Linked DNA regions of Homo sapiens: all the other regions are linked to region 2. Evidence: chromatin contacts called from ENCODE Hi-C or POLR2A ChIA-PET data. All regions are on one chromosome and are shown on one strand. The core of a region is the stretch at or near the end of the contact, and the rest is flanking DNA. Distances in the headings are between cores, read along the strand shown.

The links. A loop is a pair of places that touch in the nucleus more often than their neighbours do. ChIA-PET counts read pairs that join two places held with the same protein, here RNA polymerase II (POLR2A). Pooled maps may share reads with other maps.
Region 1: a loop to region 2 is called in a pooled map, with 11 times the contacts of the local background. The contact joins the enhancer-like site here to the promoter of ECE1-AS1 in region 2. A Hi-C loop is called at or near these places in 6 of 37 single-sample maps with no recorded cell type and 9 of 50 pooled maps.
Region 3: a pooled map shows a loop between it and region 2 (10-fold over the local background). The contact joins the enhancer-like site here to the promoter of ECE1-AS1 in region 2. A Hi-C loop is called at or near these places in 4 of 37 single-sample maps with no recorded cell type and 8 of 50 pooled maps. POLR2A ChIA-PET finds 5 or more read pairs at or near these places in 2 of 52 experiments (AG04450 and activated CD4-positive, alpha-beta T cell).

Annotation. Positions count from the first base shown.
Region 1 is chr1:21,760,310-21,764,145 of GRCh38, forward strand. The region is part of intron 1 of USP48 (ubiquitin specific peptidase 48); the gene reads right to left. Among named protein-coding and RNA genes, the nearest start is that of USP48, 21 kb to the right of the region's middle. RefSeq lists an enhancer at 1,593-1,672. Within about 2 kb of position 1,907, at least 4 of the 41 ENCODE cell types and tissues checked have a DNase peak (open chromatin) inside an H3K27ac peak, as active enhancers do.
Region 2 is chr1:21,292,028-21,295,943 of GRCh38, forward strand. It overlaps ECE1-AS1 (ECE1 antisense RNA 1), which reads left to right and starts at 1,263. Exons shown (of 3, transcript NR_038404.1): 1 at 1,263-1,716; 2 at 1,907-2,183. It also overlaps a transcript of ECE1 not described here. RefSeq lists enhancers at 1,210-1,299, 2,141-3,340, 2,680-2,839.
Region 3 is chr1:21,019,747-21,023,716 of GRCh38, forward strand. The region is part of intron 4 of EIF4G3 (eukaryotic translation initiation factor 4 gamma 3); the gene reads right to left. Among named protein-coding and RNA genes, the nearest start is that of MIR1256, 33 kb to the left of the region's middle. RefSeq lists an enhancer at 2,654-2,798, a cis regulatory region at 2,721-2,731 and a silencer at 2,870-3,164. Within about 2 kb of position 2,710, at least 26 of the 41 ENCODE cell types and tissues checked have a DNase peak (open chromatin) inside an H3K27ac peak, as active enhancers do.

The sequences.
Region 1 (3,836 bases), core at 657-3,156, 470 kb after region 2:
TGTAGGATACCCACTAAAGGATTACTGATAACAGTAAAAGACTGGAAATTTATATGGAAGTAACAAAATAAATTACAATATAACCAAACAACAAAAACTACTGCTGTCAAAAAATAAAAAGGTAGGCCGGGCACAGTGGCTCACGCCTGTAATCCCAGCATTTTGGGAGGCCCAGGTGGGCGGATCACAAAGTCAGGAGTTCGAGACCAGCCTGGCCAACATGGTAAAACCCCATCTCTACTAAAAATACAAAAATTCGCCAGGAGTGGTGGCGGGAGCCTGTAATCCCAGCTACCCAGGAGGCTGAGGCAGGAGAAATCACTTGAAACTGGAAGGCGGGAGGGTGCAGTGAGCCGAGATCGTGCCACTGCACTCCAGCCTGGGCAACAAGAACAAAACTCTATCTCAAAAAAAATAAAAATAAAAATAAATTTAAAAAAAGGTAGGGAAAGCTTTTAATGTTGTGATATATAACGATATCATTAGTTGAAAAAAGGAAGGTGGGCCAGGCACAGTGGCTCACGCCTGTAATCCCAGCACTTTGGGAGGCTGAGGCAGGCGATCACCTGAGGTCGGGATTTCGAGACCAGCCTGACCAACATGGAGAAACCCTGTCTCTACTAAAAATACAAAATTAGCCGGGCATGGTGGCGCATGCCTGTTAATCCCAGCTAGTTGGGAGGCTGAGGCAGGAGAACTGCTTGAGCCCAGCAGGGTGAAGGTTGTGGTGAGCCAAGATCACGCCATCGCACTCCAGCCTGGACAACAAGTGGAAACTTTGTCTCAAAAGAAAAAAAAGAAAAAAAAAAAGGAAGGTACAAAACACTGCATATCATGTTGCCATGTTTTTTATTTACAAATGGGGTAAACACACCCGTTTGTTTAGATAGAAGAGTACATTATAAACTGGAAACAACCTTATCGGCAAAGATTATCTCTGTACTTGCCAGCTATAAGTCAGAAGTAAATAACACTCTGAACTTCCTTTTTTTTTTTTTTGAGACTCCCATACTGAAGTGGCATGTTCATGGCTCACTGCAGCCTCTACATCCTGGACTCAAGTAATCCTCCAGCCTCAGCCTCTGGAGTAGCTGGGAGGTGCATGCCACCATACTTGGATAATTTTTTATTTTATTTTTTGTAAAAACAGGGTCTTGCCATGTTGCCCCAGGCTGACCCCATCACTTTTTATACCTTTCAGACTTTGAACAATAAAATGTGTTACATATTCCAAAAATAAGTAAATAATTGTTTTAATGTTCAGTTTAAACATACTGTCTTCTAAAATATAAAAATGAAGCTGGGTGTGGTGGCACATGCTTATAGTGCCAGCTATTCAGAAGGCTCAGGCAGAAGATGGCCTAAGCCTAGGAGTTGGAGGCTGCAATGAACTATGATTGCACCTGTGAACAGCCACTGCACTACAGCCTGGCCAACAAAGTGAGACCCTGTCTCTATTTTAAAACTTTTGAAAAAATAAAAATGAAAACAAGTTCGACCAATTTAAGAACAGTTTTGTCAGCTTATATCAAAGCTAGGAGGGAAAAAAGCTTATTAATGAAATAAAGTAGAACCCATCCACTGTGGGGAGAAGAAGCTAGGGTTTTGTTTTAGTGCTTATAACTCATCTCTAATGGGAAAGGTCTACTATAAGAGAGTTAAAGAAACAAAACTGGCCGGGTGCAGTGGCTCCTGCCTGTAATCCCCAGCACTTTGGGAGACTGAGGTGGGCAGATCACTTGAGGCCAGAAGTTCAAGACCAGCCTGGCCAACATGGCAAAACCCCGTCTCTACTAAAAATACAAAAATGTGCCAAGCGTGGTGGCGTGTGCCTATAATCCCAGCTACTTGGGAGGCTGAAGTGAGAGAACCGCTTGAACCAGGAAGGCAGGGTTTGCAGTGAGCTGTGATCGCACCAGTGCATTCCAGCCAGGCTGGGCAACAGAGCGAGACTCGTCTCAAAAAAAAAAAGAAGAAACAAAACTGATTCTGAGACTGAGAAAAGTAACAGAAAATCTCTCCTGGGAACAGTGACAAGGATATACTAGGAAGGTTCTTTCGAAAGAAAATTACAGCTAGTGGCAATGGACTCTCCCAAAGGTCTTTGGCAGATAGGAAAAAATAGTGTCAGTAACCATGGTGAAAATATACCTCTAAAACAAAGTAGGCACTTATTTTGTCAATCCTTTCAACTCTGCTTTTCAAAGGTGTAATATCAAGTCTTGTTTGTTCACTCCCTCCTCTTGGACAAGTGGGTGGTAAAAATTTTTCACACGGGCCGGGCGCGGTGGCTCACGCCTGTAATCCCAGCACTTTGGGAGGCGGAGGCGGGTGGATCACGAGGTCAGGGGTTTGAGACCAGCCTGACCAACATGGTGAAACCCCATCTCTACTAAAAATACAAAAATTAGCTGGACGTGGTGGCAGGCGCCTGTAATCCTGGCTACTCAGGAGGCTGAGGCAGGAGAATTGCTTGAACCTGGGAGGCGGAGGTTGCAGTGAGCCGAGATCACGCCACTGCACTCCAGCCTGGGCGACAGAGCGAGACTTCATCTCAAAAAAAAAAAAAAAAAAAAAAATTCACACGACCTGGCTGGGGAAACAGATACTCCCATGTGTCAAACACAGACATCATTCTCAGAAAATAGTTCCACTGGATCTGTTTAGATTTTAGTCTCCAGTTCCTGATAGCAAAATAATTCAGACAATGAAGAAAAGGTAGGCTCTCCCTGTCCCCACCCAAAAATCATGCATACTCAACTGGTTCTAAAGCTGGCATCAAAAGGCAAACACAACCTATGGCCTAAATATTACCACAATAAGACTTTCAAAAGCTACTATGAGAAGCTGGGAGCAATCTGTATTATTAGGCCCCACAACACTGGCATTGTTCTTTTTAAATTTTCTTAAATTAATTGCTTGCTAGGTATCACTGAATACGTCTTCAGTCGGCTAGAACACCACCACAGCAGAATGCCAAGTGCAGGTGACCTGTGATAGACTACCACCCCAGGCCAAACCTATGGCTCCCGAGCCTCTATGGCCACACTTCAGGTGGGAACCAAAAAGCCAATGGCGGTGCTTTGCATTAAAAGGGCTTGGGCTTTCTAAACTTCTAAATTGTTGCTAAGCCTTTCATACATAGCCCAATATGGGGGGGCGGGGTTGTGTTTGTTCTCTTACTTGGAGAGGTAAAGAATCTACTTAACAAACACAAATAACAGCTGGGCGCAGTGGCTCACGCCTATAATCCCAACACTTTGAGAGGCCAAGGCGGGCAGATCACCTGAGGTCGGGAGTTCGAGACCAGCCTGGCTGACATAGAGAAACCTCGTCTCTACTAAAAATACAAAAAATTAGCCAGGCGTGGTGGCACATGCCTGTAATTCCAGCTACTCAGGAGGCTGAGGCAGGAGAATCACTTGAACCCAGGAGGCAGAGGGTGCGGTGAGCCGAGATCATGCCATTGCACTCCAACCCTGGTAACTAGAGAGAAACTCTGTTTCAAGAAAAGGAAGGGAGGAAGGAAGGGAGGGAGGGAGGGAGGACGGATGGACAGGCAGACACAAATCACAGTTCTAATTATAAGCTGTTACTTCTAAAGCCAGCCTTAGCAGCACAGCAGAATGCCAACCACAGAGGGCTGTAGCCTCTCCCATTCGTCATTCTCCAATGCCCCTAACTCCATTTTATCCCTCCTTAGGAGTAGGCCCCAGGTATCAAGGATCATTTATCATCATGTGTGTGCCAATTTCCTTACAGTAGAAAAACAGTTATGTGTACCTGTGTCTATCAACTATCAAAACAGATCAAGGAGGTTGAGTGTTTCACAAAAT
Region 2 (3,916 bases), core at 13-2,512:
CGCCTGTAGTCCCAGCTACTTGGGAGGCTTAGGTGGGAGAATCGCTTGAAGCCAGGAGGTGGCGGCTACAGTGAGCTGTGATTGCACCACTGCACTCCAGCGTGGACGACACAACAAGATCTTGTCTGAGTAAATAAATAAAATAAAAAAAAATTCTGATATTACCACTCCCTTGCTTAAAAACCCTCCACTGTCCTGGAATGAAATCCAAACCCTTCACCAGGCCCCATGGCCCCTGCCCACTCTGGGCCCTCATCTTGTGCTGCCAGCGCCCCCTCCCCCACCAACCTCCTCACACAACTCCTCAGTTTCTACAAGTTTCTTCTTCCCCCAAGACCTTTGTAGCTGCTGTTGTCTCTATCTGGAACATTTTTTCCTCCTCTCTACTCTTCCCATGGTCAGCTCCAACTTCAGATCTCAGCCTACCAGCTCCTCAAATGTCCCAGGAACCCTAAGCAGTCCCCCAAATTCTCTGTTACAGCATCCTGTTTGTTTTCCTTTACAGTACTTGTTGCAGACTGTTTTGTTTCCATGTCTTTATCATCACTGTCTCTGTCCCTCTCCAGAATCCACAGCTTTACTGGGGCTGGGACCTTGTCTGGCCTGTCCAACAGAGACTCTCCATCACCCGGCACAGAGTAGGTGCTCAACAAACGGTTGTTAAAATCAAAGGGGGGACAAGTAGAGGGGAAGTGCCTTCAAGTTCTCAAGAACTCTCCTGCATCTAACTTCATAATGCCTACAGAAACAGGGAACACATCTAAAGGTCACAGGCCCTGGGGAGGCAGGGTGCATGGGAAAGCTCTGAATTCTGGAGACTTCTGCCTCACTCCCACTGGGTGGAGGAGTTTCCATTACCCATCCCAGAGAGAGAGGGGACTCTGAGGCTGCTTCACTTACTGCTGGGTTGCAGCTGGGCTTTTTCTAGAACAGGACACTTGGTTACACTACGTTACCAGGTGTCGATTGCCAGAGGAAAAGACTTTTGAAAAAGAAGTTCAGTTCACAGAACATCTCCCCGGGGCATGTGGGTGGTGTAAGGGATTCACCCGGCTGGTGTACGGGATTTGTCAGTTCTTTTATACCATCTCTTTTAAGCTTCTCACCCTTCCCTCAGAAGCAGGTATCACTGGTTCCTTTTACAGAGAATGAAACTGAGGCTTGGGGAAGTTAACTCGCCCAGGTGTGGTTAAGCGATGGCTCCTCCTCCTTCTGTCTCATTTCAGAGATTTCCCCCTTCTGGCAAGCTCTCCTGACCACCCTCCAGGGACCCCAGACAGCATTTGGTCCCTGGCTCTGTGTCCCCACACAGCCACCCTACCCCATGCTGCCTTTTACTGAGGCACACAGCATTTTAGACAGGAGAACCCTGATGGCAGAGGCTGGGTCTCACGGGACCCTGTCTCCTTAAGGGCTTAGTCTGGGGCTGGAGCCTCTACAGATGTTTGAGCAAAGGCGGGAGGCAAGGGAGGGAGGCCGGAAGCCACCCCAGGGACTCTGATGTCCACCCTGCGGCAGCCTGTCTGTGGACAGATGATGCAGGAAGCTCACGGAACTCCCAAGCAGAAATCAGCAGAGATGGAGCCTGGTTATTTTTCAGCACACAAAAGCCGAGGGCCCCTTCCTGAGATGCCTGCCTCAGCCCGGTAGTGAAACTGAACCCACCTCAGACGGGAAAGGCTTGGCGGGCTCTGCTTGGTGGGAAGTCCACAGTGGGTGAGTGACATTTCAACAGCTGCCTGGGGCCCTTCGCCCAGGGCCTTCCATTCACTACCCCAATGGCTCCCCACACCCACCTAGAGCCTCAGCCTCACAAGTACCGCTTCCAGCTTACAGAGAGGGGGAGGGGCCTAGACAGACCAAAAACCAACCATGCCACTTGACAAATTCTCTCCTAACCCCACAGTGCCTCGTCCCTGAGATGAGAATCATCACCTCCGCTTTACAAATGAGATGACCAAGGGTCAGAGAGGAGAAAGGACCTCCCCCCAGCCCTGAGTCACCTGCCTGGAGACTGAGGGAGCCATAATGCGAATCTTCCCCTTGCCAAACCCACTGACTCCATTACGCTGCCTCCAGAGAACCCGAGCCCCGCGGCGAGAAAGTGGTAGAGCTGGGCCTCGAACCTGGGTCCTGGACTCTTGGTCCTGTGCTCCTTGTGGAAGATGGAACTGCTTCTTCAGGTGGGAACCTCACAGAGTCTGGGTGCCCTGGGCAGACTGAGGCTCTGGGCTGACAGGGCAGCCAGCACTTATTCTCCCTAATTGTCTCATTTGCAGTTGTGGGTGCCACGCCTGGCCCCGAGTGTGTTGGGGAAGGTAAAGAACCTCCACTTTGGTCTTCTCAGTTCCCTTCCTGGCACTGTGCAGCCGTGGAGGAGAAATCTGGGTTGAATCTGGGTCTAGTGTTCAAGAGGAGGGCCTGGCAGAAACCAAGAGTGAAGGGGTGGAACCACAGCTCCCTGTGGACTGCCCCGTCCTCAGTCCCCGGTGCCCCAGCTGCACAGAGGAAGTGATGACAGCCAGATGAAGGTGCAACAGTGCCCAGCTCTGGAAACTCCACCCTTGTAAATCAAAGGCCTGTGGTGAGCAGAAACGAGAAATATAAACACGCACAGGTTTCTGGCGACAAAAGCCTCCTGGCCTGGTAGCACCTGGGCATGACCCCCTTTGCCCAGACGACATTAGTCACTCATATGGCTCTTGCGTTTGGTTGGCCAAAGGCGGGGGATTGTTAAGTCATCTTGGGGTGATGAGGTGGAAAAGGGAAGCCCCACATGTGAAATTCTGAGGCCTGGGACTGAGCCACACCCTCCACAGCTACTTTCACATTGTCTCTAAGCCTCAGCTCCTTAGAGACGCTGCCCTTTGTGGCCGAAGTCCCCATCAGTTACTACTTTTGGTGCTGGTAATTGGCTGGGATCTGTTCAATCTTTACATGTCATCTAAAACACACTCATATTATCTGGTAGCTAAACACTTATATTTCACAGATGCTATAATGTAGTGGGTAAAATCTCTGGATCTAAACCTCATTTCAGATCCCCAGTCTGAACTTCCCAACTCTGTGACCCTGAGCAAGTGACTCAGCCTCTCTGTGCCTCAGTACTCATCTGTCAAATGAGGAGGATGATGATAACAATAGTACCTCCCTCATAGGACTGTGGTGACACTTAAATGAGTTAATATAGATAAAGTGCTTGGCTGGGCATGGTGACTCATGCCTGCAATCCCAGCACCTGGGGAGACCCAGGCCGGAGGATTGTTTGAGGCCAGGAGTTCAAGACCAGCCTGGGAAACACAGCAAAACCCTGTCTCAAAAAAACAAAAACAAAAACAAACCCAAGTAACACAACTTTGGGCAAGGGATAAGATATAAAAATATGGCTATCATTTCTAAAGATATGCCACTTGACATTTATTATTATTACATTATCCATTATATTTCCCAGTATTTTTCACCAGAGAAATTTCCATGTGATTAGCTTATTTTAAAATTTACTATGAAGTTCCTGAAAGTGTAAACTGCTTCTTTACTTTTTAATAACAGGAATCAGCTTGTATCTCTTTTTTCTTTGGCTGCCAGGAAACTCATAGCCAAATCAGAAACTCGCCTATGGGCACTTTCTTGGCCTTTAGGTTCAGCTTTTTCCTTGTCCACATTTTCCACTCTGTTTTCCGTGATTCTGATTTTCCATTTGGTATTGCATGTCGTTTTACTGAATGTATTTTATTTATAACCTATCATGAATCCTTTGTGGAACAGAGTTAGAAACAACATTTATCAGGCAATTAAGACAGACCTGAGCCCACTCACAGGTTTCCTGGCTCATGTGACCTCGGACATGTTGTTTTCACCCTCAGGTCTCAGTTTCTTCATCCGTAAAAGGGCCATTGTAAATACCGAGTAAGCTAGA
Region 3 (3,970 bases), core at 1,460-3,959, 270 kb before region 2:
GGTGGCACATGCCTGTAGTCCCAGCAACTAGGGAGGCTGAGGCAGGAGAATCGCTTGAACCCAGGAGGCAGAGCTTGCAGTGAGCCGAGACTGCACCACTGCACTCCAGCCTGGCAACAGAGCAAGACGCCGTCTCAAAACAAAACAAAACAAAACAAAATGCCCCCATGAACATAATCAAGAAACACTATAAATAATTAAATAAAACAAGAAAATAATTCCTCTACTACAGGAAAACATTGGCTCTTCATGTCAATGAGGGTTCTGTTACTATTGCAACTGCCAATCTGAAAGGAATTGAGGAACCACTTTTTCCTTCTTCAAATCTAACATCATCCCATGTGGAATAGTTGCGTCCACTTAACAACATTTTCTTACTTATTCTTTGCAACGTGCCAAAACACTATGCTGAACTCAGGCTTTGAGGCCCAGACAACCATCAGAAATGACCAATTTGCGGGGCCAGGCACAGTGATCATATCTGTAATCTTAGCACTTTGGGAGGCGGAGGTGAGAAGATTGCTTGAGCTTAAAAGTTCAAGACCAGCCTGGGTAACACAGCAAGACTCCGTCTCTACAAAAAAAATTTAAAAATTACCCAGGCATGGTGGTGCATGCCTGTGGTCTGAGCTACTTGCAAGGCTGAGGTGGAAGAACTGCTTCAGCCTAGGAGGAGGAGGTTGCAGTGAGCCAAGATCATGTCACTGCACTCCAGCCTGGGCAACAGAGTGAGACCCTGTCTCAAAAATAAATAAATAAATAAATGAATAAATAAAGAAGAATACCATTTATCTGTTGGGATAAGGGCAGGTATGGGACCATGTATAGCCAGCGCGATTACTGGAATACATTTCAAACGATGTCCAAGTCAGGTCCTATTTACATGCAGTGAATCAGAAGATACATACTTTAATTTTCCATTCTAGGTTAATACAGAATATCTAATAACTATACCAACTAAAACATTTTAAAATATAAATCCCATTAAATATTCAAACAATGGTATAATATTGTAAATAAAAACAAGTCCTGTGATTTTTACTGAAACATGGAGTGAAATAAAAGAGTGTAAGCTTAATGCAGAAACTTTTAAAATCAATTATAGAAAGGGTACGTATTTCCTACTTTATATATAGCATCAACCACTGGGTAGTTCTACTGACTATTAGATTGATCACACATTCCCACTACATAAAGCATTATTGTAAAAAGAATGCTGGCATTTATTTCTTATTTATGTATTTATTTTAATTTTGAGACAGAGTCTCCCTCTATCAGCCAGGCTGGAGTGCAGTGGTGAGACCTTTGTTCACGGCAACCTTCACCTCTCAGGTTCAAGCCATCCTCATACTTCAGCCTCCCGAATACCTGGGACTATGGGTATGCACCACCACCCCCAGTTAATTTTTGAATTTTTAGTAGACACAGTGTTTTGCCATGTTGGCCAGATTGGTCTCAAACTCCTGGCCTCAAGTGATCCGCCCACCTCAGCCCCCCAAAGTGCTGGGATTATAGTCATAAACCACTGTGCCCAGCCTATTTCTTCTTAGTGACTCTAGCTTCCCTTTCCCTTTTGAAATAATCTCTGATTAAAGTTTACATGCTACAAATGCTGCACCTCTGAGAGCAAGAATACTCAAATGTCAAAAAGAATAAACCATAACAACTCACAATTTCTCAGACAATGAGCAGATTATGATTATTATGTAAGCTCAGGCTTCCAAGTGCTCTCTCCTTCAAAGCCAAGCATGTAACAGGTATACAGCATAACAGTAACCATACTCTGACATACTTAAGATTCTTTCTTTCTTTTTTTTTCTTTATGTGGAGACAGAGTCTTGCTCTGTCATCCAGGCTGGAGTGCAGGGGTGCAATCTCGGCTCACTGCAACCTCTGCCTCCTGGGTTCAAGCGATTCTCCTACCTCAGCCTTCCAAGTAGCTGGGACTACAGGCGCGCAGCACAATGCCTGGCTAATTTTTGTATTTTTAGTAGAGACAGGATTTCACCATGTTGGGCAGGCTGGTCTCGAACTCCTGAACTCAGGTGATCCACTTGCCTCAGCCTCCCAAAGTGCTGGGATTACAGCCATGAACCACCGTGCCCGGCTCTGACATATTTAAGACTCAATTACAGTACATGGTAGGCACAAACCTTCAGTACAAGATGAATAAATCAAGAAAATCAAAGTAAAACTATTGCTACTATAATTTAATATTAACATAAAATCCAGCAAATACGTAAATTTCTATTTCAAAACAACATTTGCTATAGCCTCACAAAAAGGTTCCTATATGAAAATTTTGGTGCAAAAATACCTCAACGATGGCACTAAGCACCGAAAATGCATATCTGTCCAAAGTATAATCTAAAATGGTACAGAATTATTTTATGGATAATTTAAAGGCTATCTTCTTTTGCTACCTTTCATTTAAATACCAAAGATTGCACCTTAACAATGTAAGAAATGAAATAGTACTGGCTGACTATATATCCAGTTATTTATAAGGGAAAGCACTCAATGATGGGTGTCCATTATGATTTTTCTATCTGATTATGCTAAATGTAGTACAAAAACCCCACAAGTTATTTTTAGGTCATCACTGAGTTGGTTAAATAAACATTATGTCTGCCTGTGTAATGTGACTCCCGTAGTACTTACTCTGTCGAGAATAAACAGACATCATGCACACTGAATCATATGAGACAGGTTCAGAAAACAGCTGAGTCACCGACCATTAGCCCTTTACTTCCTGTTCACAGTAACACAGTGGAAATTTCTACCTCACCACAACATCAGGCTTCTTTTCCCATTCCCACTAATAAGTTATACTTTCCCTCAATAACACCAACCAGTTTGTGTTAAAGCTCAATTTAGACATCACATAGTTCTATTATGTTCTAATATTCCCAACCCACACACCAAGTTCCTGACAATACAAAAACAAAGACAAGTAACATTAGGAGGTTAATTAGGTTGGCATGCGTCATCACAATTAAGCTAGGTCTATTTGGAAAAAACCAAGTCTCTCCAGTTGACCTACAGGTGGAAGTATTACAGTATCACCTCACTGTCCATGTAGCTTGTACTTTTTTGATATGGCCAACAGATCCCCTAGGTTTTCTTTCTAAAGCTTCCCTGAATTACATGGTAAATGTTCTTTTACTATGAATAACAAGCTTTAAAGCAAAATCACTTTCAGTTTTCTTTCCTTCGAGGATGCTAATTAGTAGTACCCTCAGTTAAAAACATTAGGCACGCAAAAACTTTTACTCACATTAGAATGAAAAAAACTCTCAAACTATACTTGACTTCAGATGTAGCAATCTAACAAGTTTGTGAGTTTTTCTTTTTTGTTTGCAGTAGCAATTCTAAGTCATGGAAATCAAGTTGAAAAAGACACGATTCCTATGCACAGGGATTTACAATTTACCTAACAACAGTAAAAATGACATAGAAAGTGGTGTAAGGGCTCTCCCTCTCCCTCCCCCTCCCCTCCCCCTCCCCCCCTCCCCCTCCCTCTCCCTCTCCCCACGGTCTCCCTCTCTTTCCACGTCTCCCTCTCATGCGGAGCCAAAGCTGGACTGTACTGCTGCCATCTCGGCTCACTGCAACCTCCCTGCCTGATTCTCCTGCCTCAGCCTGCCGAGTGCCTGCGATTGCAGGCACGCGCCGCCATGCCTGACTGGTTTTGGTGGAGACAGGGTTTCGCTGTGTTGGCCGGGCCAGTCTCCAGCCCCTAACCGCGAGTGATCCGCCAGCCTCGGCCTCCCGAGGTGCCGGGATGGCAGACGGAGTCTTGTTCACTCAGTGCTCAATGGTGCCCAGGCTGGAGTGCAGTGGCGTGATCTCGGCTCGCTACAACCTACACCTCCCAGCCGTCTGCCTTGGCCTCCCAAAGTGCCGAGATTGCAGCCTCTGCCCAGCCGCCACCCCGTCTGGGAAGTGAGGAGTGTCTCTGCCTGGCCGC